Regions from separate parts of the Mus musculus genome. Here region 2 is linked to region 1. The links are chromatin loops, found by intact Hi-C in ENCODE. Cell type or tissue: heart. All regions are shown on one strand. Links, peaks and the distances in the headings refer to the core of each region. The heading gives the core; the rest is flanking DNA. Region 1 overlaps Kif21a (kinesin family member 21A). Region 2 holds the start of Abcd2 (ATP-binding cassette, sub-family D (ALD), member 2).

Region 1 (16,580 bases), core at 4,920-9,919:
CTTGATATTTCTCGCTCGATTGGCGTACTTCAGAGTGTTTAACGTCTCCATGAAATCCCTGTCTGAAGGGCTGACGCATGCTATCATGATGGTTTGGCTGAAAGTTACAAATAGCGGTTCGTTGTACAAATGAAAGCCAGTTCTGAAATGCACATTTTTCAAGTTCCTACCATTTACATAGCATCTTCCTTCGAAGATCATAAAAGACTGATGTTACTAACTTACCAATAAAGTCAACATTAAAAGCCTTCATGATTTAAGACCATCTTAACAGAAGGATTTTGTTAACTTAGGTAAGATAGGAGAGAAAGAATATATATTATGTTGATTCATAATACCTTGAGAATGTATGAGCACATACATTTTTTATATTTTTAATTAGATATGTTCTTTATTTACAGTTCAAATGTTATCCCCTTTCCTAGTTTTCTCTTCGAAAATCCCCTATCCCCTCCCACCTCCCCGCTGCTCCCCAACCCACCCACTCCCGCTTCCTGGCCCTGACATTCATACTGGGCCATAGAACCTTCACAAAACCAATTGATCAACAAAATCAACCTTCCCATTGATGACCGATTAGGACACCCTCTGCTCCATATACAACTAGAGACACGAGTCCCACCATGTGTTTTCTTTGGTTGGTCGTTTAGTCCCAGAGAGCTCTGGGGGTACTGGTTAGTTCATATTGTTGTTCCTCCTATAGGGTTGCAAACTCCTTCAGCTCCTTGGGTACTTTCTCTAGCTCCTTCATTGGGGTCCCTGGGCTCGGTCAAATGGATGACTGTGAGCATCCACTTCTATATTTGCAAGGCACTGGCATAGCCACAGTGGAGACAGCTACATCAGGCTCCTTTCAGCAAGCACTTGCTGGCATCTGCAATAGTGTCTGGGTTTGGTGGTGAGCGCATACATTTATCTCTGGATACTATGTAAACTTTTTTTTAATTATTAGATATTTTCTTTATTTACATTTCAAATGCTATCCCGAAAGTTCCCTATACCCTGTAAACTTAAAAAAAAAAAAGATTTATTCATTTTATTCATCTGAGTACACTCAGACACACCAGAAGTGGGCATCAGATCCCTTTACAAATGGTTGTGAGCCACCGTGTGGTTGCTGGGAATTGAACTCAGGACCTCTGGAAGAGCAGTCACTGCTCTTAACCGCTGAGCCATCTCTCCAGCCCCCTATGTAAACTTTTTGAGGAAGGGCACACAATAATTCTATTATCACTTTAACAATAAATATGGCATGTTGAAAATAAACTTTTTTGACTATTTAAGGCTTTATTTTTTTGAAAAAAAATTTCATTCAAGTATGAGGGCTGGAAAGACGGCTTCACGGCTAAGAATACTGGCTGCTCTGGCAGAGGGCCAAGATTCAATTCCTAGCACCCACATATCAGCTCACAATCCTCTGTCACTCTTATCCCAAGGGATCCAATACCATCTTCTGGCCCTCCAGGGGCACTGCAACCAAATGGCAATCAGGCATACATGCAGGCACCCCACACATACACATAGAAAATAAATTTAAATTTTTTAAAATTGTTTTTAAAAATTCTTCCTTTCCACTGACATTTTGGCTCGATTCAGCTATGACTCTCATTCAAAATGCAATCAGATTCAAACAAAAGAAGCATATAGTATCTGCCGACTTTTCACAGTAGTAAACCATCATTTGTGGTTGGCTACTCAGTTTGTTATTTGACTTCTGACCAGACTACACAGGAAAAGAACGGAAATACGAGACATGTTAAACTGACTCATCAAAATAGAATAGTCAAATGCTTATATACCCCAGCTATTATGTCTGTCAACGAACCACATGAAGGTTGTCCTGGACACTTGCAATCCAATTTGACATGATATAAGAAGAGTCTAGTGCTGGCACTCTTTCTCTAACTCCTGATCAACCACTAAGTGGACAGCACTCCTTGCCACAGGCTCCGACTGCCATAGCGTTCTGCCTCATGACACAATGCTGCGCCAACGTAGGCCGATACCTTTGCAATGGTTCAAGCTTCTGTCTTCCGTAGAAGCCTTGCAGCTTACGGTATCCTCATGAAATGCAACTATTTATAGGGAAGCACGCCGGAAACCCGAGGCCAGACAATGTGAGTGTATTGATTTGTGTTTTAATGCCACTGTTTCTTGGCATTGATGTCACTGCCAGTTTAAATGGAAATGGCTCAGTCAGTAATGTGCTTCCCACACAAGAATAAGGGACTAAATTTAGACACCCCAGCAGCCACTTCAACGGACTTGCAATCTCGGCACTAAAGTGGTAAGCAATTGAGCAAAATGCTCACATCCATCTCTGGATGCACCCAAACTCAGGAAAACATGAACATAATTAACATATCAAACCTTCATTTAAAGACCCAGTTCACCCACCCTGGTAGGAAGGTAAGGGCAATTGACCCTAATCAGTAATTGCCTTAACGGTTTCCCTCCCCCGGGAATCTCAGCTGTGTCCTACTGAGCCTTCTTCGAAGGATGTTCCCAGTTGTTGAGGAAGCCGAAGCTGATGCAGGATAGCAAGTACAAAGCAACCTGAGCCGCCATGAGACCTTATCTCAAAAATACAGCAAATAAAAAGGTCGTGTTCTAGAGCGTCTCTCCTTTTACTCTCTCTCTGTCTCTCTCTCTTTTCGAGTCAGGGTCTCACTGTATGTCCCTGGATGACCTGGAACTCAGCTTTGTAGCTGGCCTCGAACTTACAGAGATCCACTCTTGTCTGCCTCCAGAGTGTGAGGATTAACGGGATGCGCTACCACAGAAGGCTCTCCTATGAGCTCTTACTCATTCCTTCCTGTCTCTGCTCGTACTACCTTTGAGCATTCTGTCAGCGAACACTCCGCTCGGCTGGACCTTTCCTCTGCTCCCTGCACCATTAGAATGCTTCCCTCTTATCCAGTACACGATTGCTGTTATTCCCTTCATACAAACATTTTCCATACTTCAGACACTAAAGGCCTGAATGGGAAGGCCTATAAGTTTAATTCTTCAAGGTACTTCCAAATATGTAGCACGGTATTTTGATGCACCTTAGTTCTCAAAAACGCTGTTGTATTATATAAATAGATGCATAAGTATGTATGATGTACACATGCTTTGGAGAGATCATTAAATTAAGACAATTTGTGCCTCTCTAGCTATGATCTGATAATGAAAATATAGTAGGCAATTGAAAGTAAGGACCGATGGGATGCTGACTAGAGGACGCCTAGTGTATAAGTGTGGTCTGCATGCAGCACCGCTCTGCAAAGCACTTACTACACTCCGATGTTACAAACGGTAAGGACCGAGATTTGAGCGTGAGCGTGTGTAGCACCTGAACCTCCTGTCACCAATGAACTCATCTCACTGACAACAGTAAAGACCAGCACAAATCCATGCGGTGAGTCATGCATAGGGCAAACGGAGGACAGTTACGGATGGTAGTGGTCAACTAGGAACTGGAAGGCAGGAAGGCTTGCATTTCACAAATATTTTGAAAAGCACTAAGACCGGGAACTAATTAAGTAGGAACTATGAAAAGTCGGGAAGGAGAGGAGCTGGCTAGCATTGAGCAAGGAAGGGAAAAATACCCTATATTAAACAAAACTCAAAGGTATATGTCTCAAGAACTAGTTTGCTCTAAGCAAACATCAAAAAATGTTTACTTTTATAATTCTATTTTTAAAGAAGATACCGTTAACTTAGAAGAAACTATTGGTAATATGGTGATCTGTTTCTCTCAGGTGTGCAGTATAGCATACCATAACAATACATGTGGAATACATATTATACTTTAGAAATATAATTGGTTTTACTTATGCTTTATGTTTTTCACCATTTCCACATTTTGGGCATGAATTTTTAAGCTGTAATATACAGTATAATTATATGTCTAATTATATATAATTAAAATATATAAAAGCTGGTTTATTGAAAATTGTAACTCTAAATTATATAAATATGTGATACTTAAACCTTAGCCTATTTTTTGTTTATGTGTGATTGGTACCCGCTACAAAAAGAGACGTGGAGCTCTTTTACGTCACAAAATTTAAATAAAGTACAATGTTTTTGAACTAGGTGCTCAATCCTGAAAGCTTAGGCAGAAATCGATGTGCGGTAAGGTTAGAATCAGAAAGGGTCGTCTCCTCTAAGGGCGACTCGTCATTAGAAAACAGGTAAGGAGCCACTGGAGGATCCTCAACAAGCAGGCAAGCACCAGCCACAGTGAGAACAGCCCAGCACGCTTGCAGAACAAACAACCTCTCAAGGGGGTAAAATATTCAAACTATATAAATGTGTAAGGGGCAGACATGCATCTGATCTGCCTCGTTTCACAGTTCAAGTTATAGAATTGTACCTTTAAAGGAACACAGGGCTGAGGGCTGAGTGTGGTGGGGCACACCTTTAACCCCAGCCCTTGGGAGGCGGGGGCAAGTAGATCTCTGTGAGCTCAAGGTCAGCCTTGGTCTAACATAGGAAGTCTCAGGGCAGCCAGGGCTATACAGAAAGACCCTGTCTCAAAAGCAAAAAAGGAAAACAAAAGAAAGAAAGAAAGAAAGAAAGAAAGAGAGAGAGGGAGGGAGGGAGGGAGGGAGGGAGGGAGGGAGGGAGGGAAGGAAGGAAGGAAGGAAGGAAGGAAGGAAGGAAGGAAGGAAGGAAGGGGGAGGGGGAGGGGGAGGGGGAGGGGGAGGGGGAGGGGGAGGGAAGGGAAGGGAAGGGAAGGGAAGGGAAGGGAAGGGAAGGGAAGGGAAGGAAGGAAATTAGAAAATGTTCATTGGGCTCAAAAACAATTTTTACTTTGTTATGAAACTAGATTGATCCTGAAAAACATACGGAAAATACTAAAAACAGGTTTTAAAATATGCAACAAAGGAAGCCATATTGCATTCAAACATGCAATACATCTAAAGAGAAAGAAGACCATGCCAAGATTACATAAAAGGAAGAGATATTTTAAAACGCTGCTGGATTACACAGATCTTTTTCTAAGGCAAACTGATTTTAAACCTAAATTCAAAATTATTCAAAAGTCTTTTTTAAAAAATTGCAGTCCAAAAAGAGACGTAATTCCCAGATTGTTCATTGTGTGGCCTCTACTCAATAAACATGACTTTTAGACCACTAAAAGCATAATCAAGGAAATGTGCGGAGCGTGTTTAACTTGTTGAAATAGGCTATGAATGAATTCAAATGCCAAAAACCCAAAAGTTTCCATTTACACAGTCAATGGAGGAGAAAGAAGGGACTGTGTAGCAGAAGGAAATGTTTAGCCATGAAGTCCTCCAGTGCAAAGGGTTAGAGGGTAAGAGAGCACAGAATCCAACAGCTCGTCAGCAAACGCCCTGCATTTTATCCAACTGACATTTTCTGACAACTTTTCCAGCATAACAAAACAAGTTCCGACCTTAGACTTTGTGAGAAACTGTCAATAATATTTAAACGACTTTGTGGTAATTTAGAAGGTTTCATTTATTACCAACAAAATTCTTGTGGCCTCTCCTGTATGCAAATGAGAAGCTACACTACTGTAGAACAAGCATGTATTGCTGATTTCCTTTAAAACTTATACGGTGTTCAATAAATCACCAAACTTTCCCAACTTTAACTCGTCAATAAAATAGTAATATCAGCACTACCCAAAGAATATTATAAGTACTACCAGAATTATTATGTATAAAATGATTTACACATTTTAGGTATCTGTCACTTTTTTGCCCTATTCATTTGCTTTAAAATAAAAGCAGTTCTTATAAATCATCTTACAGATAACACCTTAAAAATTGTATGCAATCTAAACCTAGAACACGGATGAACACATACCTGTTACCCCCAAGGGAATCCTGCAAGAGTCTTGTCAGCTTAGAGTCTCTGTAAGGGACATGGGTGGCTCTCTTGCTCTTGTCCCCCAAGGCGCTGATTACATTCCCAAGAGCCAACTGACAGAGAAAAGGAGAGAGGGGAAAATCATATGCTTATTAACTAGAGCGCTTTTAACTAATAAGGACAGCCTGTAGGAAACAAGATAAAAATTAAGAACCCCGTGTTTGGATTTAATTCACATTTGTATTTCCAAATACAAGTAAGCTCAGTAACACATGTGTTACTCATAGCCCTTAGAGTCCAGAGATTTTCCCTTAAAACAGAAATGTTTAAAGACTGACTAAGTCTGACCATGCCTGGAGCTCAGGTTACATCTTCAGGGAACTACTCATTCGTATTATGAGTTTTTCTCAATTTAAATCAAACGTTTAGCAAGTCCCCAGCTCCTTGAAAGTTTCCTGCTATAATACAAATGGTCTATGTGGCTAATACTTCTCATAGCCACAAGGAAAATATTAGTGTCATTTCCCTGAGCAAGGATTCACTACACAAGTAATACTTTAGAAATATATATATATATATATATATATATATATATATATATATATATATGACATGATATGTGTTCAATATCCAACGTTATAAAAGGTAAATCATTAATATCTCTATAGCTATACTTTCCTGCCGTGAACGGGCTGGACTCCACGAGGAACGCATTCCCCACACTAATCATATCAGCTTTCAGTCACGAGACAACCAGAAACACGGACTGTCAGGGCCAAGTCACCATCCAGCAAGTGGCATGAGTCATACTGTATCTCGGCCTCTTTTTCCAGAATCTACGGAATTCAGTACTGGCCACACCAAAGTTCAACAGCCTCGACGGGAAATTGAGCAATGGATTTTGTCCCTTTCGGGACACGTGTCCTAATCCATCCGAGACAACATTCAAAGTGTAGGGCTCAGGCCTGACTACGAGGGAGCCTGTCCATGAGGGCCTTGATATTGGGAGATTAGGGTCTCTCTAATAAGCTTCACTGGACAGTTCCTAACAGAAATGTAATCATACTGGGATCAATGGGCACTGGTTAAAAACAAACAAACAAAACCCCTAAAGTTTGGAGGTCCCACTGCAGGACAAGAAGGGTCCAAGTAGAAGCATATGACCAGGTGTCACCATTACAGGAATTTAGCAGTGCTGTTCCTTACACGGGAACAGATGTCTAATACTATAATGAGGAGAGCAAGAAGGAAAGGCATGCAAAAGAGTGTTCTAAAATATTTTCTTGCACATAATGAAACCTTCTGCTAACTCAACCACAAGGCGTTTGCCTATCAAAATACCACTAGGTGGCAGAGCATTAAAGTTAATTCCTAATACAAACTATTTTGTAAAAAAAAAAAAAAAATGGATAAATCTCTGGACTCTGGACAAAATTCCAACAAAATAGATCAGACTCTGAGATACAAAGACATAATAAAAATAAACTGTTAAAAAGCTTTCCAATGATCCACACAGTCAATAAAACCAGTGTCACAAAATGTCAACCAAGGTGACCTTTGTGTCTTGTCCAAGGAAATACTTAACTTTAAGGGCTTGCTTTGAATGTATGTTTTCAAGTGTGGAAAGAAGTTTAAAAACATTGTTCCCATCTGTCAGCTTTTGCACATACTAGAAAGGTTGAGCGAGCCAAACTAAGACATAAGAAAGCCCGCGACGTGGGGGTGGGATAACAGACAGTGTGGTCAGAAGGTCAATGTATTACTGTTGCTTTAGCCTTCAAGACAGTGAGGATTTCCATGAGATATATTGTGAATACAGTAGAGAAAAGGAAGCTGGCCCTGATAATGTATGTCTATAACTCCAGGATGGCAAAGTCTGAGGCAGGAGAATCATTGTGAGGCGAGCCTGCACTACTTAATGATCACCAAACCAACCAAGCTAAACAGAGAGGGACAGCAGAGAGGGCACGTGTCTCTTGTGGTCTTACAAGCCCGCAGTTGATGGAAATGCCCTCTTTTGCTCTCTCGCCTGTAGCTCCGGTTCTCTTCAGTCTTTCCGATCCCGCCAGATCAACAAAGTGAAACTTCGCCGTCAGCGTCTCAAACTCATTCATTGGCGACGATTCGGAGATCAGCTTATTATCAGTTGCGTTCTCCTGGGATGGCGGAAGATAATCGAAGATTCCTCATTAATGTGACATCAAACACCCTGTAACCTTGTCCACATCTGCCCCCTTGCACAGCTGGAGAAACAGTGGCATAGCCATGCAAGCATAAATGAAAACATCAGAGAAAAAGTTTGGACAGCAATCTCCAGCTGTACTGAACTAAGGCTCTGCTGATGAAGGAAAATAGACAAAACAGCCCTAACCACAAAGAGCCTAGAGGATGACCCCTCCACTTGGTCATAACAAACAGATATTCAGTATTTTTGTTTGTTTTCCAAAGTCTTACACAATTGGTCAGCTTCCTTTAAATAAATAACAACAACAACAACAAAAGGAAACTAAGAGGAAGAAAAAAAATCAAATAAAATCAAATAAAACTGGATCAAACGCCTCTCCAGAGGTGCATAGGATGTACTGATCTAAAGGCAAAATGTTTAAGAAACAAGAAAAATGAACTCACAGCATCTGTTTGGGGACACACTCTGGTTTGACACACGTGAATGGTAAAGATGGCGTGTGAACGAGAGCTCTGTACGTTCATCTGGGTGCTGGCCGTGGTGCGCGAGAGAGCGCCCAGCTTCAGACACTGCATCATCTGCAACGGGGAAGAGAAGCTTCACTTGACACACAGGCACCAGCCAACCTTCTGGCTGAGCTGCCGGCTAAAACCCACTGTGCTGACGGACATAAAGGAAGATCTCTCATCCTATCTTTTTGTTATAGGCCCATCTCAGCTGAACTTCTCAGTACAATGGTGCACTCTCCTTTTTTTTTTTTTTTTTTTTGACTAGGAGAAAACACTAAGTCCCATTGTCCGTCCTATGCTGACATTTACAGCTTCCACTCCAAACTGTTACAGTAGAAGGCTTTGGGACGACGGACTCCACAGTAATCCGAATCAGTTAGGCGTCCCTGTTTGAGTTTTTTCTTCTCATTTTTTTTAAGATTATTATTTTTTTCTTAAATGCGTCCCTATAAAAGCCAAGACACAATCCTAAACCTCACGAGCAAAGAACGAATGGATTACAACCTCGTACTTCAGCACAGTTTAGCCCTCTGTAGCTCTGGCATGTGAGCTGTACACACACTGCACCCAACTTCAGACATCATCTGCCAAGGATGACGGCCTCTCTCGGTGTTGTTATGGTAAAGAATTAGCAAGACACAAACGTTATGCTAAGGAGTTAGCAACAGTATTCCATTAAATTCATTTTGGCATCAATTCATATGTCAGTGTGTGTGCACACGCGTCAGACATAGTACATGCATAGGATCAGACAGCAACATTTGGAAGTTTGGGGATTGGTTTTCCTTCCATCATGTGGGCACCAGGTTCCTGACACATCTTGCTAGGACTCTCATACTTTTATCATGATGTTCTTTTAGGGGGGGAAAAAGCACAAAGAAGGCACCTGACACATCTTGCTAGGACTCTCATACTTTTATAATGATGTTCTTTTAGGGGGGGAAAAAGCACAAAGAAGGCAGACAAGATTTTTAACTCCGTTGTACTGAACGAAAGCCATTTTACGTATTTATCTTGAGTTCTATCAGTAATGACAATTTTGAAAGCCCCTACGCTCTGTTTTAACAACACAGTCACCTCCGGTTCTGTATTCACAGTGCGTGTTGTGACGCCCACAGTATAAATTCCTCCAGTTGAATCTTCATGAATTCTTATATTTGATTTTTTATTTTTTGCATCAATATCCCGAGTGGTATCAAACAAGTCAAGGACCTCTTCATTATAGAGCTGTGGAAAAGACACATTAAATGGTTAATTCTGTCGAAGTGGTTCTGTGAGCCTCTGACATGCTTCAGGGTATCTTCAATACACTCGACAGCCCTCAAAATGACAGCTATTTCTTCATATAGCTATGAATTAGTATATGATCACACATTTATGAGTACTGAAGGGAATGTCAGATTTAGCTATAAAAATAAAGAGGAAATGACGTAATCGTAACAAACAACCCAGGCACAAAAGCTAAGATGACCTATGACCACTCCGCAAGACAGAAGCAAAGACAAATAGGCAAGCTTGAGCCAGTACGGCTCAGATGCAGGCAAAGCCAAAGGTTAGGGCAGAGATACTTTCTATTTGGGGGAGAAGGTTGGGGTTGGGGTATTGGGTGTGAGGTCTCATTAGAAGTAGCCCTGGCTGCCTGGGACTTTCTGTAGATCAGGCTGTCCTAGGAGGGTGGGGTGTGTCACTGAGTATCCCGAGCAGGCTGCCCTTGAACTCACAGAGGCCCTACCTCAGCATTTCAGATGCTGAGATTAAAGAAAAAGCTCGGAGATGTTAAGAATTTTCAACGTTTTACAATTTCACCCTAAAACTGTATTTCTTTTTCCTTTTATACTTATCCTGTTCGGTGCGTTTAAAGACTTTACTAATTCTTTTCTCATTCATTAATGTAAAAAAAAAGATAAGTTCTATTGCGACACTTCACATATGTATACAATGTAGTTCAGGCAAATATTCACCTGCTTTCTCCTTCCCCTCCCCCCTCCCCTCTCCCTCACTTCTATTTCAAAGCCTTCCCTTCCTTTTTATTTATTTATTTTTTTGCTTTGTTTTGTTGTTGTTTTTGTTGTTGTTTGTTTAACAAATACAAAAGGAACTCTGTTATTCTATCTTTGTGGGTCTGGCTTATTCCACACAACATGATGATTTCCAGTCCCGTCCATCTTCTTGCAATCTGCATAATTCCATTCTTAAGGCTGAATAGTGCTCTACGCTGTACACAGGCCCATGCATGTGTGTGTGCATTTCACATCTTCTTTATGCATTTGTCTGTCGATGGGCACCCAGGCTGATCCCATCACTTGGTAATTGTGAATATGCTGGTTGTGATTACAGCTGGCAAACAGGATGATAATTCTATCTCTGGTGGCTTACTTCTTCTATCTTTTACTACACACACACACACACACACACACACACACACACACACACACACACACGTATTTATTTATGCGTACGTATAGAGCATGCATGCCATGGCACGCACATGGAGAGCTGGTTCTCTTCTCTGGAATGGAACTCAGGACCTCAAGCTTGGCAGCAAGCATCCTTACCCACCGAGACATCCATTTTTTATCCTTCATTTCTTAAAGATCTTTATTGACATATGTAAAGTCAATGCAATTCAGAATTACAATGTGCCAGCCCATCTAACTATAGTATTACCCAAGAGCCTAGATTTCCTCCTCCTAACAGAGCGCCCTACCAGACTATGTACCATAAATTTATACTAACCCAATAATAATTGCACACTACAGAGACACCCTCAGCCTCTGAAGCCATTTCTCAACTTGCCCCCTCCCTTTTGATAATAATTTCTTAACTCCTAGCACTTTATAAGCCGACCCAAATTACCTACAATAGTTTATCACTTGTTAAGAAAAGGTTCAGAAATAAGCAATGTTAATTGTACTTTTAATCTACATGTCACGCATTTATAGTATAAATGTCAACATTATTTTGCGTCCAAAAGTAAGGCATATTTATTACCTATTAACTAATAATGCTAATTTCCTAAACCCACATTGACTGAGTGTTGTGTGCAAAGCACTATACAAAAGCCCAGCAGTATCCTATTAATAAGGATCTGCTGTAACGGGTAAAATTTAAAGGAAATTGACCATGAGTCTATTACCTCTAGGAACTGGGCATTCACTTTGAATTCAGGAGGGGGCAGCCCGTTTTTAATCGCTGAGGTCTTTTTCTCATCAATACTCTTGAACAGGTGTCTAACAGCACGAGAGATGATGCCCTGCTCTTCCTCCATGATGTTCACGTCAAATCCGGTTCCCATCGTGTAGGTTTTCCCAGCTCCGGTCTGAACAAAGGGACAAGAGAAGGACAGTTCATACTACCCAGGCCACAAGACAAGACAATGGAAACAGAACTGAATTCTAATTCGCATGCACACAATGAGGCATTTACTTGTCCATAGGCAAACACGGTGGCATTGTAGCCTTCAAAACAGCCTTCAATGAGCTTTTCGATGCACTGGGTGTAGATCTGCTCCTGCTGGGAGTCAATGTCAAACACATAATCAAAAGTAAAGGCCTTATCCTTCCCGAGGAAGACCTGAGGCTCTCCCGGTGTGACTGACGTGCAGATATGGCAACCTTCGATCTTCTCTTTGGCAAGCTGTGGTCTTATTCTGTGGAGGAGAACCAGAAAAGAGATGACAAATTGTTATACTCAGAAAAGAAAGATGAATCATCAGAAAAGGCTTTAAGGACTTTAAGTCCTTGGCCAAAAGTTTAAATCCATCGACTTGCACTGAATTAACTTCAGTATCACTTGCCTAATAACCCCAACGGGTTATTTAGTCCCCAAAATAATGAACAAGAACATAAAATTCCTCTTAAAATTAAATCTTTATTGGGGAGATAATTTTCATTAGCTGTAAGAAATAGACAGTCAGATAAACTCTCCACTCAGTTGTTGTTTTCCTCTTTATTTCCAATCATCACCATAAAAATGAAATATTACAGATAATATTTAAACCCCGGTATCCTGAAACCCCTGACTCACATTTTTCTAACTTGTCACCAGCGATTTCTGAACACATTTGACCGTGACTTACGGTATCTTCACATGTTTAAGCATATTTCCCCAATACACACACACACACACACACACACACACACACACATATGTAATCATTTGCTAATGACATGTATTCACATAACAACTTTACTGTTTGGTCATGTACTAAGACGCATCAGAAGCAAGAGTTTTCGAAAACAAATTAAAAATAAGATAGAAAGAGAAGTTCTAATATTTTCTCTCTAAAGCAAAAGCCAGTGAAATGGGTTGCCCTCCCTTCATGCAGAAGAGGATACAGCACGTACCCATCCCACCTGCCCAGAGGCCAAAACTTCCCTGTTCTGAATTCTGTATGTTCAACGCTTATTCTCAAAGAAAGAAAGTAAGTTTAGTGATACATTCATAACAGAACAAACTAGACTATAAATCCATCCTATATACTCTATAGACATGACATCCAGGGTATAAGCACCAGTGCTCACTGCGTATCTTAACAGATCCCTGCTGGCCCCGGAGAAACACAAGCAGTTTAACACAACAACCACACAGAATCCAAAAGAATGAAGACTGGAGAAAGTAATAAAATTTAAAGGCATTCCTGCTACATCCCTGTCTTGTGAGGTCAAAGGGCAAACTCAGGACCAATGAGGTAGAACAAGTCCATCTGTTTATTAAGAGTAATTCAACCATAAGTCCAGATATGATGGAAAGACAGAGGGACAGAAAAGATAACACTGAAGTGAGTACCAATCCCACTTACATATGCAATGATATGTCATTCCTTATGGCAGTTTTCTCCTTTGCTAGAGTTTCCAAGAACGGTTGCTTTAAAGGATGATACTAGCCACCAAGTAGTCTGTTAGGCACGGGGAAAGAGCAACGGGGTGCTCATCAAGAAGCCCGGGCTCCAGGTCTCTCACTATGGAACACCAATGTCCTCACTTGTGAAGGGAAACCATAATTCCCATAATTCTTTCAAGATTTAGCACTGCTTCAACTGCTGGACACTGTATTATTGGAAGACAAAGACGGATGGGGAGATGGCTCTGCAGTAAGAACACTGCTACTCTTGGAGAGGACTGGAGTCTGTCATAACTGCATATAACTATGGCTACAGGGAACCCAACATCCTCTTCTGACTTCTGTGAACATATGTACAAACATATACACACAGAGGATGGGGAAGGCATACATATACATAACTAAAAATTAAATAATTCCTTTATTTTCAAAAAAGAAAAGACAAAGAGATAATATATTAACAACTAAAAGGCTCCTTATAAGAGCTGTGTGGTGGGAGTGGGTGGGTGGAGGAGCACCCTTTCAGAGACAAAGGGGACAGGGGATTGGATGGGGGGTTATGGAGGGGAGACCGGGAAGGGGGATAACATTTAAAATGTAAATAAGTAAAATAACCAAAAGAAGGGCTTCTTATAAGCTATGATTAGAGACCATAAAATAGCCAGTGCACCTAAATTTAAAATGATTTATGCAAGTATTTATATAGATATGTATAGATCATAAAACTAAATGAAGGGTCATGAGGTGGAAGAAGAGATCTTAAGGAAGACAATAAGAAAGCAGTAGGTGAGAGCAACGGGGTGAAAACAAACTGCTTAAGAAGGAAGGGTGGTGGGAGAGGGCAGCTGGGGAAAAGAATGAATGAGAATATAAAGTCTAATAACACAATGTGTAACGACCAAGATGCTATGGCAAAGCCTACCTCTCCATGAGAATAAAAAGTCTAATGAAACACACAGTATAACGATGGCGATGCTATGGCAAAGCCTATCACTCTAGATGCTAACCTAAAAAAAAAAATGTTTTAAAGTAATACATTTGTACAATAGCCCATGGTAATAGCACTTCGACTCTCTTGTTCTGTGTGCTCTCAATAAGCAGTGTTTGCCAAAAATCCATATTCTCTCGTTTCCAAACCGTTCCCGCCCTGCCCTGCTTCACTCGGTTCTGAGAAGGACGCCGCATCAAACTCCAGCTGTCTCTGGGAGAATGGCAGCTGATTGACGTGAAGACAGAAACAGCACCGTCAACAGCACCTCGAGAAAGAGGATCAGTGCCGCCCGCTTCCTCATTCCGTCCATCGCATCTAGCTCAGGAGATACTAATTACTCCTGAAATAGCTCTTCAGTCCACCACAGTTTTGCTCATCCTTCACACCGCCCTAATTAAGGCCCTCACTATCTCTGACTCTCTCAAAGTCTCCCCCCAGTCCTGCCCCCATCAGTTTGTTCTGCACCATGCATATTGATACTTCTAGGACAAGCAGCTCGTGGGGTCACCAAACCCCTCCAGCAGTGCGATTCTCTGCTTTGTCTCCGTACGCCTTGCATTTAAAGAGCATTTCCATTGACTAGGAAAAGTGCTGAGGGTTTTCACCCCTTCACCAACAAGCTGGACTCTTTTTGCTTTTGTGTCTTCAAATCCATGTTCCCTTTCCCTGGACACCTCCCCCCTCCACCCCCCACTTCTATTCAAGGCCTCCTTTACCAAACTGAACATCTCACTTCCAATCTCCATTTAGATAGCAACTAATTTGGATGCTCCGGCGACCTCTTTGCCCCCCCAGCACAAACTCATCCCTGAGCTCAGTGTGTTCTCTCTCCTGGAAGCCACCTCATTAACTGCAGGCCCCGGCTCTCTACCAGCTTTGGGACAGCGAGGCCACTCTGAGACCATAAGAAGTTCGTTGTGACAGAACACACGCACAAGCTAATGATGGAAGCGCGTGCTGTACTCTTCTTTGAAATCAGTCCCTTGATCCTAAGTATAGCACTAAAACCATATGCTGATTTACTGGATTCTTAACTTTCCATTTTGTTTCGACATAACTAAGGAAACTAAGGAGCCATTTGAATGGCAGATCTGCCGCCCCATTTTAGAATGCCATTGTCATTCTGTCTTTAGCTTGACCTCCTAACCTACTCTCTGATTACTACCCTTGCTAACAGAAGGGAGGATCTGCTTAAAATACAGATGATGCCCAGGTCTATTCAAGTGCATGGGCGGAGGAGAAAGCGTGGTTTTAGCTGTCAATAGGACCAGATGAACCCTGTTTCTACCAGACACAGGCAAAGGGGGTTTCTGAGATGGTCTCCCATGACACAGAGCAGTGGGAGCTAGCCTCAAAAGTTCCCTGTGAAATTCTCCTTCAATCCTCCTTCAAAGGTTAGCCATTAAAGCTGGTCAAACCCCTAAGCATATCTGAATGAAATGTTTTCACTGTGAGTTCAAGCCCAAGTCATTGCTAATGAAAGAGCTCAACATTTGTGTAGTTCTAACCACAATATTGAAAATATCTGAGCTCAGACAAGAAAACGACACAATGCCACCCCTTACCAAAGAAAATAACCAAAGGAGAATCTCAGATTTGCTGTTGCATATTTTCAAACTCTATTTCTTAGTAGTTTTATGTATAATATCACACCATGAAACATACTCATCTAACCCCAAGACTGTGAACTGTACATTTTGTAATATAAGCATTTTGGTTAAAAATTTTTTAAAAATCTCGCAAGTTTTTAAAATGTATATCCATACAACTAGATATATTTCAAGTAGCTTCCTAAAGAAAGATTTATGTAAAACAAATGGCATAACTATTTAGAATAAAATATTCTAATATTGTACATCAAGATTATATTGGTAAACTATATATAACATAAATAATTATAGATTACCTATCTATACATCTAAAGTATTACAAATATATAATTACACATATAATTATGCTATCTCTGTAATTATAAAGTACTAAACACTATAATTTATTGTAGCTGGGTTGAAGGTGTGAAAGAGAACACAATACAAGCTTTGGAATTTTCAGGGGAAGAGACGTGAACAAATGCAGCCCTCACCTCACGTCTGAACCTCTCCTTCAGGTGCAACTTTGGCTCCTACTCTTACTGGGAACATGGTGCTCTGACAGAATGCAGGTCGTCTTACCTCAGCACTCTTGGAAAACTTTTTCAAGACCAAATGTAGCAGCATATGCCTTT
Region 2 (16,580 bases), core at 4,792-9,791, 200 kb after region 1:
TGGGACCCTTGAACACAGTTCTTCATGTTGTGGTGACCCTCGAGCAGAAAATTATATTCGTTGCTACTACTGTCATTTTGATGCTGTTACGAATTGTAATGTAAATATTGGATTTGCAGGGTGTTGGATAGGTGACCACTGTGAAAGGTCATTCAGGTCCCAAAGGGGTCGTGTTGAGAACCACTGACCCAAACAGTTCCTACTTCTGACTTCCTAGTTCCTTGCCCCTTTCAACAACAGTAATGATACCAGCAAATGGCCGTTAACCACTCCATAGGAGCAGGCGCCATACTGAGCTTAGCATTGATCCTCAGGACAATCCTGCTAATGTCCCCTATTTTGGATAGGACGGATTTGTATCCCAGAAAAGAAGAATGACCTTCTCAGGGTCACTTGTAAGCAGAACTGCACTCTCTTTCCAGAGCCCACAGGCTGGGAATATAATAAACACTGACAAGAGCCCACACTTGCCTTTCTACTACTCACAAAGTGCTATCTCAAAGCATACCTGTACATTAAAACTTCACAGCAGCTCTGAATGATACGTACCATTATCCACACAGTTAAGTAAACTAAGGCCTATACATTTACATAGTCCCCTCAGAGCTTGGCGAACTATTCCATCAGGACAAGGTTTCCCCTCCACTCTTTCTATCCCCATCCCAAACCCATTTCTCCCTCGACATTATTTATCCTCTTTTTCTCTTTGCTACTCTGTCTCATACTTTGAAACTTTTATTATATATTTTTAACTATGTATGTATGTATGTATGTATGTATGTATGTATGTATGTATGAATGTATGTATGTATGTGGGGGCAGGCAGGTCTGTGCCTGTGAGGAGAGACGCTGCCAAAGCAGACCAGAAAAGGAACCTTGCAACTAGGGATACAAACACCTGTGAGCTACTCAACAGAGGTGTTGGGAACTAATCCCCAGTTCCCTGTAAGCAGTAAGGGCTCTTAACCACTGGGCAGTGTCTCAGCCATTGATTCACTCACTAACCCCCCTCAGCCTCCCTTCCCCCCCATCCCCTACCACTTTCTTATGCTTTGAAATATAGTATCATGCAATTATTTTATCTGTAACACAAGAGGCAACTAAGTGATTAAGTTTAAATTATGTATATTTTCTGAGACAGGACCTTTTCTACATAGCTCTAGTAGTCCTGAAACTCGCTTTGTAGATTCAGGATGTTCCAGAAATCCACCTGACTCTCCCTCCAGAGTGCTGGGATTAAAGGCTTGCACCACCAGACCTGGCCTTAAATTAAAATTTAAGACTAGATTAGAGAATATGGCATATAATTCCTAGGCCTGAAACCTGAAACTGATCTCAGTATATGAAAAAAAAGAATCATTTTCACTGAGTGAAATGGTATTGTCACTTGGGGAGGTCACCAGGAGTCAGATATATTTAGTAGCCTGAGCACATGGTCACACACAGCAACTTTCAGTTCTACAGACTTTGAAACATTCTCAAGTATCCTTCCGCAGATGGGTCCTTTTGTCTTCCGTGGGGCGCTTCAGTTGCCCACATCTGCAAGACGTTGTTTGGAACGATACTTTGTCTCACTTCCAGTGGAATCATCAGATGTTCTCCCCGGCCCCTCACCCCCCAAGCTGGTAATATCAGTGTTTGTAGGATTTATTTTTAGACACCTCATTACCTCTTGGTAATTGAGCTAGTTAGTTTCATGGTGTACATGTTTACTTCTTACTAACCTCTGTGGGGTTAATTTGTCGCCATTAATAGCTACTTTTTTTTTCTATTCTGTGTGGATTACACCAGGGGTTTCTAATAAGACCAGACACTGCCAACGACATTGTAGTATAATCTTGTGGGCATTGTATCTAATGTAGATTAGATATGGGACCTTTTGATGAATGTTATTAGTTTAAGAAATAGTTTTTTAATTTATATTTTGCCAAATTTCCTAGCAAATCTTAAGGGTGTGCATTTTTCAGTAGTTTCTTCTCCTTCTTGTTTTTTCCTTTTTTTTTTTTTTCTGTAAAAATTCCTTTGGAAAAGTAGTTCTTTCTTTTCAAAAGGATTTTGTCATGAATACTATTACTAAGAGTATCTTTTACAATAGAAATTTCAAATGATTTCTTGGTAAATGTGAACACATAAATCCAGATAAAATTCAATTTCCACAGTTCCTATTTGGCAGTTTACTTGTGGAGTATATTCGTTATGTGGGTAGTGCCCTCCACGAAGAAGCACTGACAGGTCACAGTTCCCCTAAATGAATATATTTAACTTAATAATGACTCAAATAGACATTTTAAAAATAAAAATGAACTAAACCACTGAAGTAACTTTAAAAACATTACATTTTCATGTGTTTTTATTATTACCTTAAGCAATAGGCATTAAGATTTAACTGGAAACAACTATAAAAGACTCGAAATTCTCCTACATTATTCTAAGTGTTGTCTTCAGTTTTCTAACAACAGCTACCACAAGTCAGGCACAACAGCTCTGTCCTTCAGAAGCATCTCTGTGCTATGTCTCAAAACTCCCTCTGAGGTAGCCTTTCCTGTTTTACTTTTCCAGAAGAGGGACCCAAGGCTTGTTTGACGTGACTAAGAGGGCCTCAGTAGGAATCACTGGGGCCAAGTGTGAAATCAAACTCTGTTTCTCTCAAAAGTCTGCTTTTGGCTCACTCCTAAATTTTTGATCAAGTAGTTTCTAAAGACGGGGTGATATTTGATTTTTGGAGAACAGAAAATCCTTCTTCATCAGTTACAGCCATTCTTTCTTATCTGTGGGGAAATGGGGAGACTGGTTGAGGGACCCTAAAGAGTCTGAGATCTACCTATGCCAAGTTGCTTAGAGAAATCACTGGAGTGATTACAGGGTTTATATTATCCCGTGTTCTTTAAATATCTCCAGGTTATCTGCAATACTTCATGTGTTGCAAAGGCTATGGGAACAGTTGCTACAGTGAGCTCTGTAGAGAATAAAAGGTATGTGTTGATCACGGACAGATTTTTCTCTGTTTTTGCTTTAGACTCCGTTTTCTGCTCTGTGCTTGGCTGAATTCTCGAATATGAACCACCTATGAAAGCTGAACTCTAACTGTAACCCCTTCATTCCTGCCAGTAAAGACTCAAGCCTTCACACAGAGAGAGCACCATGACATTGTCTCTCTTGCCCTTACCTTTCTTAGTTATACCCAAAGGGGGGGGTGGATGTTGGTAAAAACTGTAGAGACAGGGATAGGATCGAATTAGGTAACTGCATCTTGATGAGTCCCGTCCCCTAAACATCACCAAACCATGTAATGGGGAGATGTCTATATTACTACAAATAGAGGAGAACCCATCCGCATGATTACATGCACTCTGAAATAGCATTTCTGCTTATCTAAAATAGCCAATCAGCTTTCAAATCACAAATCAGGACAAATTCCGTTTATATTAAGCATATAAGGAAACTTATATGCTTAATTCTCTGGGATGTTAAGAACAAACCATGAGGTATGCCTATGTCATATTCTTTCTGAAAATACTGATCTGATTTGTGATTAAATGTAAACTGAAAAGTCATTGAGCAGTATAATTGAAATTGCTCCAGGTAGACTTCTAGAGATACTATGTCACAGACCTTCGTGGTAAGGTCCCTTGAGCTACCTGTTGCTTCTTTCATACTGGTGGTCTGAGTATTGAACGTTAAAACCTGTCACTGTTTCTGAGTACAAGTAACAACAGAGACTGGCTGTCTACACAGTAACACATGGGACATGCAATGACATCTTCAAGAGAAACAATGTTAAGCATCTATTTAAGATTAAACATGGATGTTATTACCACCATCTGCAAAGCCCGTTGCAGTGATAATGGGTATAGCCACCATAATTAGTCCACAGCTGCTCCACACATACTTCATCAAGAATTGTTCTATCATGATGTACCATAAACGTTTGGATAAAATCAGGTTCATCTGGTAAGCTAAAGCCTTGTAACATTTCTGCAGCTGCTTCATTTCTACCTAAAAAGGGGGAAAAAAAGGATAAGAATAAATCCAGCATGAGCTATGGAAATAAACAGTGGCATCGCGTAAGATTCTCTTCCATGTTGTAGATATATTATTTTGCTGTTTTTAGTATAGCCATTGTTGATACATTTCTACAACTAATACATGTAACTAGACACCAGAATTAGTCATAATTTAGTATTACTTATGAAAACATGTTATCTGGTACATGTAATATTGTTTGAAATACACATGAGTGAGACAGGAGCCTAGCTCAGTGTCAGAACGCTACCCATTGCTAGCATAATAAGGCATTGGGTATACTTCTCAACAGTTAGAGAGAAAGAAAGAGAGGGAGGGAGAAAGAGGGAGAGAAAGGGAGGGAGGGAAAAACTTATACTTTTAAAATTTTAAAATTTAAGATGTTAAAATTAAATAATATTTTATGACGATACAAGTAAGCCTTGTTAAACCCATATCACTCTTGAGAACACCAAAAATAACCAAAACCAAACACAACGTGTATAATTATACTGTTTTGAACTGGCTTAGTTTCCCAGATTTTGTCTTTTGAATGAAGAATCTACTAATTTACACTGAGCTCAATGTTTCAAACAAACAAACAAAAAAAATAAATAAATAAATCAGGACACGGCACACATAGCAAATACCAAGTAGGAATAGAGGTCCTAAATTAGTTTAGATTTTTTTTCCTTCGGATTGCTTCTGTGATTGAGAAAGAAACAATGATAATTCTTGATGCTTTAAAGGGAACGCCATTCTGCTTGGAAATTAAAATATATTTAAAAATACTCCTCTCTATCTTGCCAAACCATTGGTATTGTATTTCAGATGTCCTCACCCCCAATTTATACCATACTCAACATTGTGAAGCCACTATAAGACACTACGATTTTACATAACTGGGCTAATTATTCGACTGTTGAAGATCGGTACCATTTAAAAATAGCACCGCGGTGCTCCTTCCTACTCCTGTCCTCGCTAATCTTAGTTTTTACTCCTCTCCTAGGCAAAATTTAATTATCTCTGTCAAAATTATGTCCTCAGCCAAAGTTAAAAGTAAAGGCCATTTCGTGAGACACTCCTCTACATTTCCTCATCTGCACACCACTCTCATTGATCAGTCTTGCAAAAGTGTCTGAACTGTTTTTTTCTTTGAAAGCAGTTCTCGCCCCCTCCCCATCCCCCAACACAAAAGAACGACAAAGGATACTCCAACATCTCCCTCTCAATCCAAAGAAGTTTACTCTCAGTTCCTAAAAGTGCATGGACTTCACAATGTGCAGAACCCTTCACCAAGTTAGTACTTAAGTTTTAAGAAAAAGCCTTTGAGCTCATTCATTACAGTCACACTAGAGTAACAGAGGCTATGAAGACCGCTTACTTAAAAAAGAATAGACATTTTATTCTCATGAAACTTCAGAGAAGTTTGGACTCTTTCATTCTCTCCTGGCTGGCGATTTAAAGGGCTCATGTATTTTAGCATGATTTAGCTACGGGGACGGCGGGTGGGGGTGGAGCGGGGGGCACGGGGACTGTAAAATGCTCAGAAAGTGGGTCTGTCAACAAGACAACAGATGGTATCTGGCAGTGCAGTGGCTGCCTGAACAGTCTCACATTTCACCCGTTGCTTTAATGCCTGTCTTACCTTATGTCCTCTGTAGAAGGCAATTTCTTCTACATTGGCTATGATTCGGGAGTGGACATACCGCAGGTAGCCTTTCCTGTGGGCTTCTTCAGCCACCAGCGAACCAAATTTGGGCGAGCAAGCTTTCAGTACTTTAGCAGTGGCATACACGACAAGTCCTGCTAACAGGGTGGGCCCTATAGGGCTTGCTCCTCTGGATGTAGCTGTCCGGATGAGAGTATAGGAGGTTAGAATGACATCTAAAATAGGTTTGGTAAGGTTGGAATACAGGTGAGCCACAGATTGCGAGAACATCATAATGTCTTCGGTAAGAGACTGGTCAGGGTTTGCCAGCCTCCCATCCATATTTATCACCTTATAATAAGTCTGATTTGCGAAATAGGTCTCATAGGCATGGTCTACTAAGCGAGTTCTAAAGGCCAATGCCAGTTTGCATTCCAGGTACCTGATAGCACTGTTGACAAAGGTAGCAGGGATAGCAATCATAAGCCACTTGATTAATTTGATGATGAAAGTCCGAGGCTTCTTTTCCACGATGCTTTTCACGATTTTCCCATCCAGACCAGCCACATAAATAGAGAGAAATGTTCTTGAGATTAGAGCCACCGAGTGGAGGCAGAGCCACCCCGTTTCAGTGGTCACAAGTTTTGGAAAGAGGATTTTCCGAAGTTCTAGTAGCTGTTTGAAAAAAGCTGCATTTAGTCCCGGCGCAGGTTTTTTACAGATGATCTCCGTGCAATGCAGTATTTCTCTGTTCTCTGCAGGCGAGTAAGCTTCTGCTTTTGCCTTCCTGTGGCCAGGCTGCTTTAAACGCTTGCCAATGATGGGATAGAGGGTTTTCAGAGCATATGCCGCAGCCACCAGGCAGGCAGCCCTTTTAGCAGCACCGGATCTGGTCCATTTCACCCGATAGGCTGCTGCATTTAGCATGTGTATCATTTTTCCAGCTACACAAATGGGTTTCTTTGAAAAGAATTCGTTTTAAAAGCTCATGCTCCGCGGAAAGCCCAGCAAAGGTTTCAGAAGACCCCACAGCCTCCCATGCTCTGCAGCTTGTCTCCTTTACTCTTATTTTGTTCTTCAGTGACGGATGCAGCAAAGCACAAACTCCACCGCATCCTCCGGGGGCGAGTCCCTCAGCAGCCAGAGCTGGCCAGGCTCCACCCACAGGCGTCTCATTGGCTGCGTGGGCGGTGAGACCCTGGACTCCTGGCCTCTTCCCTTTGAACCTTAAAAACGAAGAGAGAGCCAAAACAAATCCTATACTTAAACAGGAGTTCAGAGAGTTAAATATCTATTTCTGGAGAGGTCGAATGAGGTCAGCTGCTGGAGAACAAACCTTCCCTTAGAGCTACTGAGCATGCTCAGCGGCACTTAGAAACCCTCAGAAGTTTCAGAATATACATCCCGTCTCTAAGATTTCTACAAAGGGGAAGGCAGAGGGAAGGAAGGATTGCAGCAGCTTTAATGAGCCCAGAGAGAAAGAAACAGCGAGAGGAGGGAGGAGCCTCAAGAGGATTAACGGAACCGGCCCAGGGAAAGGAGTCAGACAAGAGAGTGATAACAGCGAGAGGCATAAGACAAAATAGCAAACATGTATCCTTGAGAATGTTTTGTTCAGAAGATGTTGTCCCCCCCCCCCCTCACTCCCGCCCTTCGCCCTTGTTTCGACTCTCCCCAGATATTCACAGAAACTATTAGATTGGCTGCTATTGTAAATAAGCTGGAGGCGAGCTTGGGTATTACAGAAAACAGTCACTCAGAGCTACACCCAGAGTTCTTCCCCAAGATCCCTTGGTACTAACTTGTCCTGATAATAAAGTTCTTTCTGCTCCACGATTATGTTTAGCAATGTTATCTGACACATTAATATTTGCTTACGAAGTGACTTAAAAATCTCCCTTGTGTTTTGTTTGTTTGTTTGTTTGTTTTTGTTTGGAGGTAATTTAAGAATTTTATCAGCTGGGAAATCGAACTGGGATCCTATGATGGAAAACAATTTTTAGGAAGCATTTCTTCAAGACTTTTTTTTTTTTTCTTCATGTTTTTCTTTAGGCTCAGAGATAATCTGCTGGCTTCTTCCTATGAACATTTTTGCTGTTTGACAACAATCAAGAAAGTTTAAAAATTATTCACATTCCCAGTGGAAGGCATAAGGATCAATAGTCAAGCAAAACTTTGTATAATTTTTAATAAATTGAAGGTCTTTTTTTGAAGGCAAGGCAAAGGTGATTTTGCATGATAGAGCCTTTCTCTGCTCCTCTCTTCTGTCTTTCCAACGACTGGCTTATCCTGAAGGTGTGCATTTAAGCCAGAGCCCAGCACAGTTAGGTAGAACGGCTTATTTTAACCTGCTAGTGTTATTTGACCCTTAAGCTAAGCATCATTTTATACTTGGGCCTTATTATGCACAGACTCTCCCTTTTGATCCTCCATAGTAGTTCCAGGGCAGGAGTGCACTTTGACACCCCCACATCTGTCCTGATTTAAAGAAGTGAAAGATAGCTACATGGTGATTGTCACATCACAACGGGTCACTTGTGTGTTCGTTACTAGTCCTCTCTGTGCTTCAGCTTTGCCTTCTATCTGTAAAATGGAAACGATGCTATTCTGGGAAGTGGGTGTAGACATTAAATAAAATAGTCAGTTGTTTAAAAAAAAACATTGTATATAGAAGTCTGCAAACCTCCCTGCTAGAATATGTGCCCCAATGTCTTGTGATCGTTATTGTTCATTAGACATGAGTCAAAGAATTGCCTTTACCAAGAATGATTTTTAAAAAACAGTATTCTTTTGAGCTCTTTGGCATACATATATTAAATCTAAGAATTGTTTGTTATCCAGAGGTCTTTTATTTGCATCCAACTTAACAGATGTACCAACATACAAATGACACATATCTTTGGTATTTGGTCATATTAGCACACTCAAGCAATGCTGATAAGACTCCCTGGGCTGCCAATTAATACATCTACAGCAGCGCATCTCTTGCATCTAGGGTCCAGGAAACATCAGGGTAGAGTGGTGGGAAGACTGGAAGAGCCAGAGGACCAGAAAATCTGCTGTGAAAGTATGTCTCCTAGAAATAGCAGGGGAGCTTCACCTAGGATCCTTTTAACTGCATAGCTGCTTAAACAGGACCAGGACCAACACAACACCAGAAGACATGGAAATATGGAAGTGGAACTCTTTTTTTTAATTGGATATTTTATTTATCTACATTTCAAATGTTATCCCCTTTCCCAATTTCCCCCCAGAATCTCCCTATCCCATCCCTTCTCTAACTGTTTCTATGAGGGTGTGTCTCCACCCACCCACTCCCGCCTCAAATTCCCCTACACTGGGAACTCCAGCTAACACAGGACCAAGGGCCTCTTCTCCCATTGATGCCCACCAAGGCAGTCCTCTGCTACATATGTGGCTGGAGCCATGGGTCCCTCATGTGTACTCCTTGATTGGTGGTTTAGTCCCTGGTTGATTTTGTTGTTCTTCCTATGGAGTTGCAAACCCCTTCATCTCCTTCAGTCCTTTCTCTAACTCCTCCATTGGGGACCCAGTGGTCAGTTTAATGGTTGGCTGTGAGCATCCACCTTTGTATATGTCAGGCTCTGGCAGAGCCTCTCAGGAAACAGTTATATCAGGATCCTGTCAGCAAGCACTTGTTGGTATCCACAATAGTGTCTGCGTTTGGTGACTGTATATGGGATGGGTCCCCAGGTGGGGCAATCTCTGGATGGCCTTTTGTTCAGTCTCTGTTTCACACTTTGTCTCCATATTTGCTCCTGTGAGTTTTTTGTTACCTCTTCTAAGCAGGACCAAAGCACCCATACTTTGGTCTTCCTTTTTCTTGAGCTTCATGTGGTTTTTGAATTGTATCTTGGGCTAATAATCACTTATCAGTGAGTGCATACCATGTGTGTTCTTTTGTGATTGGGTTACCTCACTCAGGATGATATTTTCTAGTCCCATCCTTTTGCCTAAGAATTTCATAAATTCATTGTTTTTAATAGCTGATTAGTACTCCATTGTGTAATTGTACCACATTTTCTGTATCTATTCCTCTTTTGAAGGACATCTGGGTTCTTTCCAGCTTCTGGCTATTATAACATAGTGGAGCATGTGTCCGGAAGTGGAACTCTTAAGCAGATCCTTGGCCTAGACAAAAAACTGCAGGCAACTAAGGAGAGCTAAGAAAGGGAGAAATAGACTTCCACAGAGATGAATGAGCCCCTAACTGGTCATCCCATACTAAGTGCTCAACCGTGAAATCATATAAATACAAGCAACATTAAATGGGCACAATAGGTTTTATTTATATAATTATGAAAGTACATGTATGTGTGTGTGTGTGTGTAACAATAACAATTAAAGAAAAAGAGGCCATGAATTTAAGAAGCAGTTGCAGGATATAGGAGGAGTTGGAGGGAGGAAACATTTGCTGGGGATGTAATTATATTTTAACTTTAAAAATTAAAAATAATAAAGGACTTTCTGGGCTGTAATATGGTTTTGTGTTTAAAGTGCTTGCCCACGGTGCTTGAAGCATTGAGGTTTTCATTTCTCAACACCGGGCAAGGGATTGATTTTTCTAAGCCCAAATGTGGAGACTGTGGAGTCATAATAATTATTGACAAAATATTTTATTCCTTGGATCATGCTATTGGTGCATGAAAATAAGACTCTTTTACACACATACAACTAAATCATTTCTGTCACATCTTCTGGTAGCTAAACATAGAAGGGTTAAGTGCATCTGGAAAGGACAGAGGACAGGATATACCTCACTAAGGTTAATGGCAGGATATTCATGCAGGCTGAATGACTGACTAGGTTAGACAGCAGCTGGCTGCTGGAGGAAATACCATTCATCACTGAAAAACAAGAAGCAGCCATATCAGAGAAAGGCTGGTGAGCAGGAAATCTAGGTCAAAAGGACATTAAAGATGTAAGCTCATGTAGATTCATGTATTTGAAAGCTTGGTCACCAGGGAGTGGCACTGTTAAAAGATGTGGCCTTGTTGGAGGAAATGTGTCACCAGGGATGAGCTTTGAGGTTTCAAATGCTCAAGCCAGGTCTCCCTGCATCCTGCAGATCCAGATGTAGAACTCCCAGCTACCTCTTGAGCACAATGTCTACCTGTTTGCTACCATGCTCCCTGTCATGATGATAATGGACTAAACCACTGAACTGTAAGCTAGCACCAATTAAATGTTTTCTTTTATAAGTGTTTCCATGGTCATGATGTCTTTTCATAGAAATAGAAACCCTAAAACAGTAGGCCAGATAATGAATGTATTGGAGCATAATGTTGCAGAAACAACTTTTGAATTCCAGAGGTAAGAGACTTGTGAAAAGAATTAAATAAGAAAGTAATCAAGACAAAAAAAAATTGACATGGGATTTGTGGTACAAGGAAGGCTGAAGGTCAGATATTAGAGTTATGGAAAGGGTCAGCGTGTGATTTGATTTGAGAGTCAGTCAGTTTAGCACAGACCCAACTATAATAATCTAAACCCCACCTTTATCCTCCACACTGCATGTACCAACTGGGGGAGGGTGGGTCCTAAGATTTGAAACTAGGCTTCTGATAGGGATAGAAGGATTCAGTTTGAGAGGAAAGAAGGCAGAAAATGTGCCACAACACATCCAGGTCAACAATGGGTCGCATTTAAGAACTGAAAATTTCCCTCTTGCCTATTGACTTTGTAAGCATAAGTGTCATAGAATGTAGCATCACTCATGCATTTGAATTATTCATGTCATAAAGAGACTTACTGTGCTCCTGGACATAATATAACAAAATACCATATGCTAGGTTATAATAATAATGCTACTGGTCCATATAGATACTATACTATACTTTTAATTGTTGTTGTACAGGATACACCTGATTATCAAATGGCTTTTTAAAGGAACACTCCAGTTCTATACTTCTCATGCTAACTGTATCTCTTTGTATCAAGAGAACATACAGAATAATGTATACATTCCTACTAGTTTTGTGGTACTCCACTTCATGTTTGGCCAATGATAATGCCGCCTAGAATTGATGCTCAAAGTGTATTTGTTTTGTTAAACAATGCATGGTTACATATTCTTTTAAAGTAAGACATTAAGACTGTTATGGGGTTTCTTTTAATTTTTTATTGAAAGAAAAAAATAAAGTCAATATTAGTTTGAATTTCAAACTAGGAAAGGAAAAAAAAGGAGTGAAAAAAATCACTTGTTATTGTAGTAAGCATTATAAAATTTCCACTCAAGCTTCTGCACTTAATGTAATTTCATATGGAAAATATTAACTTTTTTCCCAAGGGGATTAATAATCTGAGAAAACTAGTCTGACATTAATGTTTCAAATTTACTAATGCAGAAGGCTGGAAAGATGGATAAGCAGCTAAGAGCATTCACTGTTCTTGCAGAGGACCTGGGATCCTAGCACCCTCATGGTGACCCACAGCTGTTTAGAACTCCAGTTCCAGGGTCTTACATGCCCTCTTATGGCCTCTAAGGATATTAGGCATGAAAACGGCACACACACACATTCAAGCAAAACATCCATGCACATAAATCTCTCAAACACTGGACCACCAAACAGGCAGCACACACCAGCTGATATGAGTCCCCAACACACACACAGTAGAGGGCTTCCAGGTCTGTGCTCATTCAGAGATGAAGCACGTAACCCTCAAGAGACTGGAGGCCCCAGGGAGTTTAGAGGTCAGGTAGGGTGGCGGGTGGGGGCATCCACGTGGAGATGGGGTGGGGTGGGGAGGAGGTGTGGGATGTGGAGCAGTTGGATGGTGGATGGGGAAGGGTGGGGAATGGAATATGGAATGTAAAAAATGAATTACAAATAAAATTGAATTTAAAAAATTTATTTACATACTTTTCTAAATGCAATAATTAAACCACTTTGCTCTAAAAAGTGCTATAGTTTCAAGGATCACCAATATCAAGAGCAGAGCTGGAAATCATACATATTTATATAAAAATATGTTTCATAATATATAAAACAAACATCTTTGTAATGAAGAGAACCAAAAATATATAAATATATGATGCATTTTGTTTATGTTTTCATTATAAATCAGCAATCTTTAGAAGTCAAAGATAAATTAATTAAATTTTAAGAAATTTGAGTGGGTCTTTTTTTTCTTTTCAAGAAATGCTAAATAATATTTTCTTTGTACAATACTGTTTTCTTGAACAGTCCTACAAACCTAAAAGATTACCTAATTGATATACAAGCTCTTAAATAGTGGTGTTTAAACTACATGTATCTGTTATGAGACTTACTGATTGAAAGCATAAACAACAACTAAGATAACATTTTAGGTCAATATTTTAACTGTGCCCATGTTTCTACAGAGCTATCATTTGTTGTGAAGGGAAATTCAGCAATAGCTTGTCTAAGTGTGTGTCTTTTTTTTTTTTTTAAAGATTTACTTATTATTATATGTAAGTACACAATAGCTGTCTTCAGACACACCAGAAGAGGGCATCAGATCTCATTACAGACGGTTGTGAGCCACCATGTGGTTGTAGGATTTGAACTTGGCATCTTCGGAAGAACAGTCAGTCCGCTTAACTGCTGAGCCATCTTCCCAGCCCCAAGTGTGTGTCTTAATGTTAATCTCTAACCTGATTCACATTCTTATCGCACCTCTATGACTAGGAACAAAAGAGGGACTCTAGTTAGGGAGAAGAGATAATTTATGTAGGCTCTCTGTCCTTCACCCTTCTCAGAAGCCAAACTAATTTGTTTATTTCCAGGCAAATGAAAAAAAAATGAAAAAAAAAAAGAGAGAAAAGAAAAAGATAATGTATTAGCTAAGTTTTCCCCTTTCAGTTACCCAACAAAGTTTTTGAATATAAGTTGGAGATTCAGACCTATTGTACCTGCTTTGTCTTTATGGTTAATTAAGAAAAAATATCAATAGTCACTCAGTGATTTTTCTGAAATGTTGAATTCACCTGTTATGATTCCATTACAGATAAAATGTGGTAGGGGTTGTTGTCGTTATAAAATTAGGATTAATGTTTTTAAATAAGATGTATTTATTTTAGTTACTAGTTCTTCAAAACTTAGATAAATATTACATTTTGACAATTTTTTTTTCTGGAAGAAATCATGGCAATTTGAAAACTTACTTTATTTGGAAAAAGGAACTTCATGTTTTTTGTTGGTGGTGGTGGTGGTTTTTTTGGTTTTGTTTTTGTTTTTGAGACAGGGTTTCTCCATGTATCCCTGGGCAGGACTCTAAGTCAGACATCTGCCTGCCTCTGCCTCCCGAGTGCTGAAGTTAAAGGCGAGCCCTGCCACTGTTTGATTAAAACTTGCTCTTAAGCTGGCGGTGACAAACATAATTTGTAAGAGAAATGTTTCATGAAGACAAAACAACACAGAACCATTTTTTTTTTTTTTTTTTTTCGTCTTCTTCTTCTTGCTTTAGGATTTTGTGTGTTCAGAAAGAAAATTTAATGTCAGGAACTTTTCACAGCTCATCAAAGCTCTGTCAAGCTCTTCAAGGGATTCACAAAAAACGTATACAGCGGTTTGTCTGGTGTGATGATTCTTCTCAACAATACTTTCTAAACATTAAAACTGCACTGCAGACTCGAGTCAAGAAGAATTCCGATATGTGGTTGGCAATGTTGTCACCTTCGTTCCAAGTCCAGCCCGTGAACTAATAGCCCAACACAGAACCGGAAAGAGAGCAAGGCAGCCATGGGGGCCTAACCGGAAGTGCACCAAGGGAGGCCGGGTGTTGTACCGGAAGGCACTCTCACTCCCGCGGTGCCTGCCGGGAGAGGCGCGGGCTGCCTGCCGTCCCTCTGCGTGACCTTCAGTGTGCGAGCTGCGAGCTGTGAGCTGTGAGGGCCCCGCGTGGGAGCGTCTGGAGAGATGAACTGGGTCGGGGGCTCTCGGTAAGGTGTGCGCTCGGGTTGGGATCCATCCGGCGTGGTCCTGGAGTGCCGCCATCATTCCAGGCCCGAGGCAAGGCCACAGCCTTCCCTGGTAAATGCCAAGATGGAAACTCAGCACTGTCCAGGGTCCTAAACCAACTCTGATTTCCACTCTCCACGGGGTTCTCTGAGGCCTCACAGTGGGCGTGGTGGGGTTGCTGCTGCTTTCCCTCCATTTCAGGCATCCTCATCTAGTGAGAACCCCTGGGCATGGGGTACAATCTATGTAGGAATTTCAAAACAGCTCTAGTCCCAGTTGGTATATATATATATATATATATATATATATATGTATGTATGTATGTATGTATGTATGTATATATATATGCACATATATATGTATATATATACACCATATTTTCAAATTATAATTTAAAAAAGAAATATTATTATTAGTTTTGCTTGACTTTAGAGACGATTTAGCCCAGTGTGGCCTGGAACTAAAGAAAACCCCTTCTAAAGAGCTGGGTTTACAGGCGTGTACAACCATACCCAGCTCATAGCTTGTTTTATTTAAAAGGACAAATACAATGAAAACTTACCTTGAATAAAAATGATATATAATATGTTCAGTATTCAGGATTAATCACATAAAAATTCATTATAAACTTACAATTTATTTTTATATAACAGTTCATTGTAGTTTATCTTACATGTGCCCCAGTGGAAATAATTTAAAGCAAATTTAACTTGATAAAGTATGTTTATCAGGATTAATTTGTTGATATATATGTGAATATATATGATATATGTGTATATATGACATATTTGATATATATCACAAATAGATTCCAGGATATCAGGATACTAATATAAATCACTAAGGAATTTTATAGGAGAAAGATGGCTAGTAATTTTAACAGGAACACCTCTGTTGAATATGTTAGCATTGTATTTCAGAAATGTACATGTTTTTAAATGGGTGTGGGGACTCCTGCCTGTAATTTCCCATAGAGTGGCTATAGTGAGAGTATTTCCACCAGTTTCAGGCCAAAAATACCATCTCAAAAAGCAAAACGAACCCTTGAGATGACTCACCATGCAAAGATGTTTGTCATCCAAGCCCTGGAACCCATATACTAAAAGGTGATAACTGAGCAAGGAAAGGGTGTTCTCCAATCTTCACGCACAGGATGTGTGTTTGTGACAAAATTTTTCCTGGGGAGACAGAACACAACACCGATGTCTACTTACCCCAGATAGAGGGCCCATGACAGACCTAAATACAGATAATACCAAAGTTCAACTTGGTAAACCAACAAAATGTATTGACGTTTCTTACAAGAATATGGGTAAGGGGTTACTTACAGGAGCAGAAATAGCTCAAAGAGAGCTGTACCACCAAAGCCTACCCAGGCATAGGTGACAGCTTACAAAACAGGAAACCTGTTGCACACCCTGCAGGCTGCTACACAGGTGGGGAGTGTCCTTTCCAAGTGACTTAGTCTAATTTTCTTCCAGTCAGCTTGCCTGCTCTGTTTTACTTGCCTTGTTTACTCTGGGAGGGAGGGGCCCTTGTGAGTTTGGTTAGTTTCAGGGGTTTCCTGGGGCTGTTTCAGTTGTTTGCCTTCTTGCTTGAGGAGCATCCCTGCTGAGTGGTCTAGTTCAGTCTTGGACGGATAGTGTGTTTGAATCTTGGAGGAAACTGCTACCCAACAGTGTGTCGTGTGCATGTTTACACATGTGTATACTAATAAGTAAACACATAAATGTAAAACAAAGCAAATGGCTAATTCTGGCTAGTGTTCTATTAGCACACTTTAGAAACACTAGGAATTCACTTACAGACTTTGCTAGAATATAGTTGATAGTGACTGTAATGTAATGTATTCAAATTTGACTTTTAAAAAGTGAATATTAATGGATTGTAACTCCAGCTCCAGGGGATACAACACCGTATTGTGGATTCTACAGACAACTGCTCTCATGTGCACATATACATAATCTAAAATAATATATATT

What was found. Hi-C counts contacts between places; a loop is a spot of excess contacts. Peaks named below come from ENCODE experiments on the same cell type or tissue, not always from the same donor. Only the 100,000 strongest peaks of a DNase experiment are listed, where the experiment ranks them.
Region 2: a loop joins it to region 1, with 2.7 times the contacts of the local background. A loop is called at or near these places in 3 of 42 quality-filtered maps.

The regions. Positions count from the first base shown.
Region 1 is chr15:90,985,884-91,002,463 of GRCm38, forward strand. It overlaps Kif21a (kinesin family member 21A), which reads right to left. Exons shown (of 37, transcript NM_001109040.2): 2 at 11,950-12,172; 3 at 11,660-11,842; 4 at 9,601-9,750; 5 at 8,458-8,592; 6 at 7,818-7,985; 7 at 5,827-5,942; 8 at 1-97. Among named protein-coding and RNA genes, the nearest start is that of Gm52216, 34 kb to the right of the region's middle. In heart, for the core only: a CTCF peak has its summit at 7,156 (motif pointing right); no DNase peak of the experiment used is centred there.
Region 2 is chr15:91,185,020-91,201,599 of GRCm38, forward strand. Abcd2 (ATP-binding cassette, sub-family D (ALD), member 2) reads right to left here and starts at 6,988. Exons shown (of 10, transcript NM_011994.3): 1 at 5,651-6,988; 2 at 3,816-3,996. The coding sequence starts at 6,589. It overlaps CN725425, which reads left to right and starts at 14,427. Exons shown (of 13, transcript XM_030248865.1): 1 at 14,427-14,579. The coding sequence starts at 14,557. In heart, for the core only: a CTCF peak has its summit at 7,381; a DNase peak (open chromatin) is centred at 6,812; H3K4me3 peaks cover 2,784 bases; H3K27ac peaks cover 1,168 bases.